Linked DNA regions of Homo sapiens: region 2 is linked to region 1. Evidence: read pairs that join two places in POLR2A ChIA-PET (ENCODE). Cell type or tissue: MCF 10A. All regions are shown on one strand. Region 1 overlaps SCNN1G (sodium channel epithelial 1 subunit gamma). Region 2 overlaps COG7 (component of oligomeric golgi complex 7).

What was found. Peaks named below come from ENCODE experiments on the same cell type or tissue, not always from the same donor. Only the 100,000 strongest peaks of a DNase experiment are listed, where the experiment ranks them.
Region 2: POLR2A ChIA-PET joins it to region 1 with 7 read pairs; 3 of 35 experiments call an interaction of 5 or more read pairs at or near these places.

What each region holds. Positions count from the first base shown.
Region 1 is chr16:23,215,149-23,219,148 of GRCh38, reverse strand. SCNN1G (sodium channel epithelial 1 subunit gamma) reads right to left here. Exons shown (of 13, transcript NM_001039.4): 13 at 2,266-4,000. The coding sequence ends at 3,680. Among named protein-coding and RNA genes, the nearest start is that of SCNN1G, 34 kb to the right of the region's middle. In MCF 10A, no CTCF peak of the experiment used is centred here; no DNase peak of the experiment used is centred here.
Region 2 is chr16:23,426,670-23,430,669 of GRCh38, reverse strand. All of the region lies in intron 6 of COG7 (component of oligomeric golgi complex 7), which reads left to right. Among named protein-coding and RNA genes, the nearest start is that of COG7, 25 kb to the left of the region's middle. In MCF 10A, no CTCF peak of the experiment used is centred here; a DNase peak (open chromatin) is centred at 2,119.

The DNA of each region.
Region 1 (4,000 bases):
TCCTCCTGCCTCAGTGTCCTGAGTAGCTGCTGGGACTACAGGCGTGCGCCACCATCATGCCCAGATACCTTTTCATATTTTTTGTAGAGATGGGGTTTTGCCATGTTGCCCAGGCTGGTCTCAAATTCCTGAGCTCAATCAATCTGCCCGCTCTGGCCTCCCAAAGTGCTGGGATTACAGGCGTAAGCCACCACATCCGGCCTCCATTTCTTTCTTTATGAGTTCCTGAGCTGTTAGAATTACACAAGCTGATGTGTGTGAAGTGCTTAGCAGAATCCCTGGCAAACCATAAGAGCTCAATGCATATTAGCCATTGTTAGTATTGTCACTGTTTTTATAAGCGCCACAAACTTTTCCTAAATGCCAACACTGTACTCTGTCCCGTCCCCATCTAGGGACAAGGAGATAAGACACAATTCCTGCCCTTGCAGAGCTCATAGTCTAATGATAGAGGCAGATGTGGATAAAAAATTGTATACAGGGCCAGGCACCATGGCTCATCCTGTAATCTCAGTACTTTGGGAGGCTGAGGCGGGAGAATAGCTTGAGTCCAGGAGTTTGAGACTAGCCTGGGCAACATAACAGGAACCCATCTCTACAAAAAATAATAATAAAAAATTAGCCAGACATAATTGTGTGCTTCTATAGTTACAGCTACCTGGGAAGCTGAGGCAGGAGGATTGCTTTAGCCCAGGAGGTTGAGGCTGCAGTGAGCTATGATTGTTTGAAGTCCAGGAGTTCAAGACCAGCCTGGACAACATAGTGAGATCTTGTCTCTATAAAAAATTTAAATATGAGCCATGGGTAGTGACAAGCACCTGTAATCCCAGCTACTCAGGAGGCTGAGGCAGGAGGATCACTTGAGCCCAGGAGGTCAAGGCTGCAGTCAGCTATGATCATGCCACTGCGCTCCAGCCTGGGCAACAGAGGCAAGACCCTGCCTGTTTCATATATATATATACGTATATATATATATAATATATAAATACGTATATATATATAATATATAATATATATAATATATAATATATATAAAATATAATATAATATATTTTATATATATTATATATATATATGGGTGAAAGTTGTGTAATGGTGGAAGCTCCAACTTCTTGGGGCAAGGGAAGAGGGTCAGGGAAAACTTTACAGAGGTGCTGACATTTGCAGCTGGCCTGGAAGGGTGAAGTGGAGAAGGAGGGAAGACGATGCTGGGCACTGCAAGAGCCAAACAAGAATGGAGACAGCTGGAGTTTGCTGGGTGTGCACGCCCGTGTGCTTGGGGGGAGTTGAGCGGCTGTTGGCTTTGGATTCTCATGGCCTTGCCTTTGACAAGCCTACTAGAAGTGTTCCTCCATCAGGCAGAGGCTGGCCAATTCCACGAATCTGAGGGCACCTCCTGTCCCCACCATTGGGGAGGAGGAGGAAGCTCCTGTCTGTGCTGTGCTCAGGTAGACATCAGCTGCAAGTTCCCTGTCGGCACCGGCTACAGCCGCCAGAGCCCAGCATGGACGAAAGCCAGGCTCACGGCCTCTGTAGCCCAATCCTCACCTGCATGGGCCTGGCTCCTGAGCCCACTTCACAGGGGAGCTCCCTCCAGTCTGGGGTCTCTATGACCTCCTCCTTGCTGGCTGGCATGCCTCCTGGCAATGCCCTGCCCTATAAGGTCTGGTGGAAACACCAGATAGAGCAGAGGCTTACTCTAGCCACAGGCCTGGGGTTGAGTTGGACCAGGGATGCCCAGGTCCAGACAGGGTCCCTACAGCCCCTCTCTTTTACCAAGACTCTTGCCCTTACTAGCAGCCATTCTCATGAAGGGATTAGTCCTGAAATGTGGACCTTCCCCACCCATGGATGAAGGACTTCCTTTAGCCCTAGAGCCAGGGTATTTAGCCTCTCCCTCTTCCTACCCAAAATGACATCGGACTCACTCTTAAAAGGTACAGACCAGAATGGCTGCAAAATAATGGAGTGATAAAAGGCACCAGCTCTGGTGTCAGACTGTCTGGGGTCAAATCCTAGCTCTGCAACCTCTTAGCTGTGTCACCTTGGGCAAGTAACTTAATCTTTTATGCCTCAGTCTCTTCATCCACAAAATGGGATAATCATACCCATTGAATGTGCTCATCCAAGGGTCAGCACAGTTTTCCGTAAAGGGACAGAGGGAAAATATTTTAGGGTTTGCTGGCTTTGCAGGTCTGGGTTGTAGCTACTCAACTCTGCCACTGTAGTGCATGAATGGCCATAAACAAAACTTGAACAAATGGATGTGGCTGTGTACCAATAAAACTTTATTTATAGACACTGGAATTCGAATCTCATATCATTTTCATGAGTCACAGAATCTTCTTCTTTTGCTATTTAAAAGCAAAAATAAAAATTCTTGGCTGGGCACGGTGGCTTGTGCCTGTAATCCCTGCACTTTGGGAGGCTGAAGTGGGAAGATCATTTGAGGCCAGGAGTTCAAGAACAGCCTGGGCAACATAGTGAGATCCTATTTCTACAAAAAATAAAAAATAAAATAAAATAAAATTCTTAGTTCATGGTCAAAAACAGGATTTGCTTTGCGGAACACCATTTGCAGTCCCCTATGCTAACCTATCTAGGTGCTTAAAACAGTACCTAACACCCTGTTCTTGGGTTGGCTTTAAACACCAACCAAGGATTTAATACCTGTTAGCCATTTCAGGTGGAAAGATGTGAATGTGGTATGAAGTGGGTCATCTGTGGCAGTTGGCTTGTTGGTGAGGGACAGGCCATTGGTAATGGAAGGGTCAGCTCTGTCTTGGAACAGCTGCCCAGAGCATGGCCCACCATGCTCCCCCTCCCCACCCAAAGTGACACAGACCTCACCCTTTAAAAGGCACAGACACGAATTGGATGCAAAATCATGAAGTCAGATTGTCTGGGTTCAAATCCTAGCTCTGCCACCTCCTCACTGTGTCACCTTGGGCCGGTAACTTAATCTTTCTGTGCCTCAATTTATTCATCCACAAAATTGAATAACTAAATCCATCTCCTGGACCCACCCATGCCCCAAAGTGAGGACACTCTGACATAGTCCCAGACCTCCACCACGGCACTCTGATCTCCACCAACACTCCAAGGGCTCTGGGCCAGTTCTCTGCTGCCTGAGGGCATGGAGGACACCTTTCTCCAGTGTCAATGATGAAGAACAGTTTATTCACAAACGGCTCCAGCTTCAGGGCTGGCACTTTCTCCTATCTTTGGCATCTGGCAGTAGCTGTCCAGCCTTGACACTCAAGGTCACATCCTTGGGCCCCAACCCAGGCTGGCAGTGTGGGTGAAACCCTCGGCTTTGGGGCTTTGGAAGAGTCCTTCCCTCTCAAGACCCGTAAAGAGCTGCATCAGTCCTCACTCTGGCCTTCACTTGGGCCAGCACCACTGCCTCGGCTCCCAGTCTCTAGTGACGTGCTAATAGTTCAGGTCCCGGGATTTATCTCAGCCTGGACAGTTGTGAGTGTTGCTGCGTAGTACCCGATGGCTCCTCCTGCGCATGCCCAGGCCCCATCTTGCGGTTTAAAGCAGGCTTTTTGGTCAGAGTATCTGAAAAGCCCAGAGTGGGGCAGAGGGTCCCCTGTGCACACGTCTGGGGGCACCCGATCCATGTCCTTAGACCATGGCTGGTGGTCCTGACTAGATCTGTCTTCTCAACCCTGCCTCAGAGCTCATCCAGCATCTGGGTATCTGTGAGCTGGTTGGAAAAGGCCCTCTCCAAGCGCAAGGTATTGTATTTGGGGGGCGGTGTGCCGGGCACTTGGGTTCCTAGGGCTGGAGGCAGGTGCAAAGCAGAGTTGAAAGTGGGTAGGTCATCGTCTATATCCAGGGCTGGATTGTCCTGGCCCTGTGGGCTACGGGGAGCTTCTGGACATGGGGGAGCCTGTTTCCAGGCCCACCACTCCTTGGCTTTCTGCCACTGGCGGCGGGCAATGATAGAGAAGAAGTCAATGAAGAAGACCTCGATGATCTCGATGACGCAGAC
Region 2 (4,000 bases), 210 kb before region 1:
CTTGGGAGGCTGAGGCAGGAGAATCGCTTGAACCTGGGAGGTGGAGGTTGCTGTGAGCCGAGATTGTGCCACTGCACTCCAACCTGGGCAACAGAGCGAGAATCCATCTCAAAAAAAAAAAACAGAGTAAGTTGCAAACTTCATTCACTTCAGACCATACATATTATTAACTAGAGTTCAATGTTTACTTACATTTTTTTTAGGTAAAATTGTGAAATACAATCTTTTTTTTTTTTTTTCTGAAACAGGGTCTTGCCCTGTTTTCCCCACTGGAGTACGGTGGCATGATCATGGCTCACTGCAGCCTTGACCTCCCTGGGCTCAGGTAATCCTCCCCTCTCAGCCTCCTGAGTACTGGGACTACAGGTGCGTGCCACCACACCCAACTAATTTTTGTATTTTTTGTGGAGACAGGGTTTTGCCATGTTGCCCAAGCTGGTCTTGAACTCCTGGGCTCAAGTGATCCTCCCACTGTTGGGCTGCACGCCTCCCAAAGTGCTGGGATTACAGGAGTGAACCACTGCACCCAGCCATAGTGATCTTAAATATGCCATCCCATTCATTTGACAACTACAAATACCTGGGTAGCCTAATCCCCTTTCAGGATCCAGAACATCCATATCACCATCGCCCTGGAAAGTTCCCTCATGCTCCTTCCCAGTTGGTCTGTGCACCAGCACCCTTAAGGCAACCACTGCCCTGATTTTTTCCATCATAAGTTAGTTTAATGTGTTCTAGAATTTCACCTAGATGGAATCAGACAGCATTTCATCTTTTGTAGGCTTCTTTCACTCAGCGTGTTTTTGAGATTTGCTCGTGTTGTTTGTATCACTAGTTTGTTCCTTTCTGTTGCTGAATACTGTTACATGGTGTGAATATACCTGTTTGTTTACACTTTTTTTTTTGAGACGGAGTTTCGCTGTTGTTGCCGAGGCTGGAGTACAGTGGCACGATCTTGGCTCACTGCAACCTCCGCTTCCCAGGTTCAAGTGGTTGTCCTGCCTCAGCCCCATGAGTAGCTGGGATTACGGGCACACACCACCATGCCCAGCTAATTTTTGTATTTTTAGTAGAGATAGGGTTTCTTCATGCTGGCCAGGCTGGTCTCGAACTCCTGACCTCAGGTGATCTGCCCACCTCGGCCTCCCAAAGGTGCTGGGATTACAAGCGTGAGCCACTGCACCCAGCCTGTTGACACTTCTTATTGGTAGACACTTGGTATGTTTCCAGTGTTGGGCAATTATGAATAAAGGTGCTTTGAATATTGTTCTGTAGGTTTTTTTTTTGTAGACACATGTTCCCATCTCTTGGGTAAATACCTAGGAGTGGAATTGCAGGGTCAAATCGTAGGTGTATGTTTAGGTTTGTAAGAAACTGCCGAGCCAGGCGTGGTGGCTCACACCTGTAATCTCAGCACTTTGGGAGGCCAAGGCAGGAGGATTGCTTGAGCCCAGAAGTTTGAGACCCACCTGGGCAATATGGCAAAATCTTGTCTCTACAGAAAATACAAAAATTAGTTGGGCGTGGTGGCACATGCCTGTAGTCTCAGCAACTCAGGAGGCTGAGGTGGGAGGATCACCTGAGCCTGGGAAGTTGAGGCTTCAATGAGCCATGATTGCTCTACTGCACTCCAGTCTGGGCGACAGAGTGAGACCCTGTCTCAAAAAAAAGAAAGATGGCTGGGTGTGGTGGCTCATGCCTGTAATCCCAGCACTTTGGGAGGCCGAGGTGGGCGGATCACCTGAGGTCAGGAGTTCGAGAGCAGCCTGGCCAACATGGTGAAAGCCTGTCTCTACCAAAAATACAAAAAATTAGCCGGCCATGGTGGCAGATGCCTGTAATCCCAGCTACTCGGGAGGCTGAGGCAGGAGAATCGCTTGAACCTGGGAGGTGGAGGTTGCAGTGAGCCAAGATCGCACCATTGCACTCCAGCCTGGGCAACAGAGTGAGACTCCATCTCAAAAAAAAAAAAAAAAAGAAAAGAAACAACCACATTGCTCAAAGTGGTTGTACTTTTTCCACTCCTACATAGTGTGTGAGAGTTCTGGTTGTTCCACATCCTTGCCAAAATTAGGTGTTGACATTCTCTTTAATTTCAGCCATGCTGGTGGGTGTGTAGTAGTATCTCATCATGGTTTTTATTTGCATTTCCCTGATGACTAAGGATGTTGAGGAACTTTTCACGTGCTTATTGGCCATTTGTGCATCTTCCTTTGCGAAATGTCTATTCAGGTCTTTTGTCCATTAAAAAAAAACAGGTTATTTGCCTTTTTATTATTGAGTTGTAGCAGGTTTTTTTTATTTTTTATTTTTTATTTTTTGAGACAGAGTCTTGCTCTGTCACCCAGGCTGAAGTGCAGTGGCATGATCTTGGCTCACTGCAACCTCCGCCTCCTGGGTTCAAGCAATTCTCCTGCCTCAGCCTCCTGAGTAGCTGGGATTACAGGCATGTGCCACCATGCCCAGCTAATTTTTTTTTTTGTATTTTTAGTAGATATGGGGTTTCACTATGTTGGTCAGGCTGGAGTACAATGGCATGATCTGGGCTCACTGCAAACTCCGCCTCCCCAGTTCAAGTGATTCTCATGCTGCAGCCTCTGGAGTAGCTGGGACTGCAGGTGCATGCTGCCATGCCCGGCTAATTTTTGTATTTTTTAGTAGAGACAGGGTTTCACCATGTTGCACAGGCTGGTCTCGAACTCCTGGCCTCAAGTGCTCTGCCCACTCGGCCTCCCAAAGTGCTGGGATTATAGGTGTGAGCCACCGTGCTAGGCCTTGAATTTTAAAAATAACATTTAAAAATAACGAATTTGGTGGTGGTCTAGAGGGTGAACTGATGAGGCTATGCTGGAGACAGGTAAGAACCTTTGGTAGAGGATGGTGATGGAAATGTTGAAGTTCAAGAAGAATAAACAGTTGTTAGGACCTGGTAACTGATGAATGGACCACAAGAACAGAGAGTCAGAGGGCAGTTTTCATCCTGGTTCAATGGAGATGTTACTGACGGGAACACAGAAGTTGGAGGAAGCAGGTCTGGGGAGGTCAGTGGCAAAACAATGAATTCCAATTCTGACTGCTTTTAAATTCCAAGTGAGAGTGACGCATCCTAATGGTGACATCCAGTAGGTGGTTGGAAGAAACACAAATTGGAGAGTCCTCAGCAGTTTAGCTGTTTTTTGTTTTTTTTTTTTCTTTTGAGACAGAGTTTCTCTCTGTTGCCCAGGCTAGAGTGCAGTGGCGCTATCTCAGCTCACTGCAACCTCCACCTCCTGGGTTCAAGCAATTCTCTGCCTCAGCCTCCCGAGTAGCTGGGATTACAGGTGCCCACCACCACATCTTGGCCTCCCAAACTGCTGTGATTACAGGCGTGAGCCGCCGCGCCTAGCCTGGTTTTTTTTTGTTTGTTTGTTTGCTTTTTTGCAACAGAGTTTTGCTCTTTCGCCCAGGCTGGAGTGCAGTGGTGCAATCTCAGCTCACTGCAGCCTCCACTTCCTGGGCTCAGGTAATTCTCCTACCTCAGCCTCCCCAGTAGCTGGGACTACGGGTGCACACCACCACACCTGGCTAATTTTTGAACATTTTTTGTAGAGACAGGATCTTACTTTGTTGCCCAGGCTGGTCTCAAACTCCTAGGCTCAAGCGATCCTCCCACCTTAGCCTCCCAAAGTGTTGGGATTAGAGGCATGAGCCACTCTGCACTTGTCCTGAATTTATTAACTCTAAAAGTATTTTGTGGATTAAGATTTTCTACACATAAAATAATGTCATCTGTGAACAGAGATAACTCTTGTTTTCAATTTGGATGCCTTTTCTTTCTTTCTTTCTTTCTTTCTTTTTTTTTTTTTTTTTTTGTCCAATTGCTCTGGCTAGGACTTCTGGTTCTTTGTTGAATAGAGTGGCAAAAGCAGGCATCCTTATCTTGTTCCTGTTCTTACCATCTCTTACCAATGGGTATCACGTTAGCTGTGGGTTTTCATATATGGCCTTTATTATGTGGAGG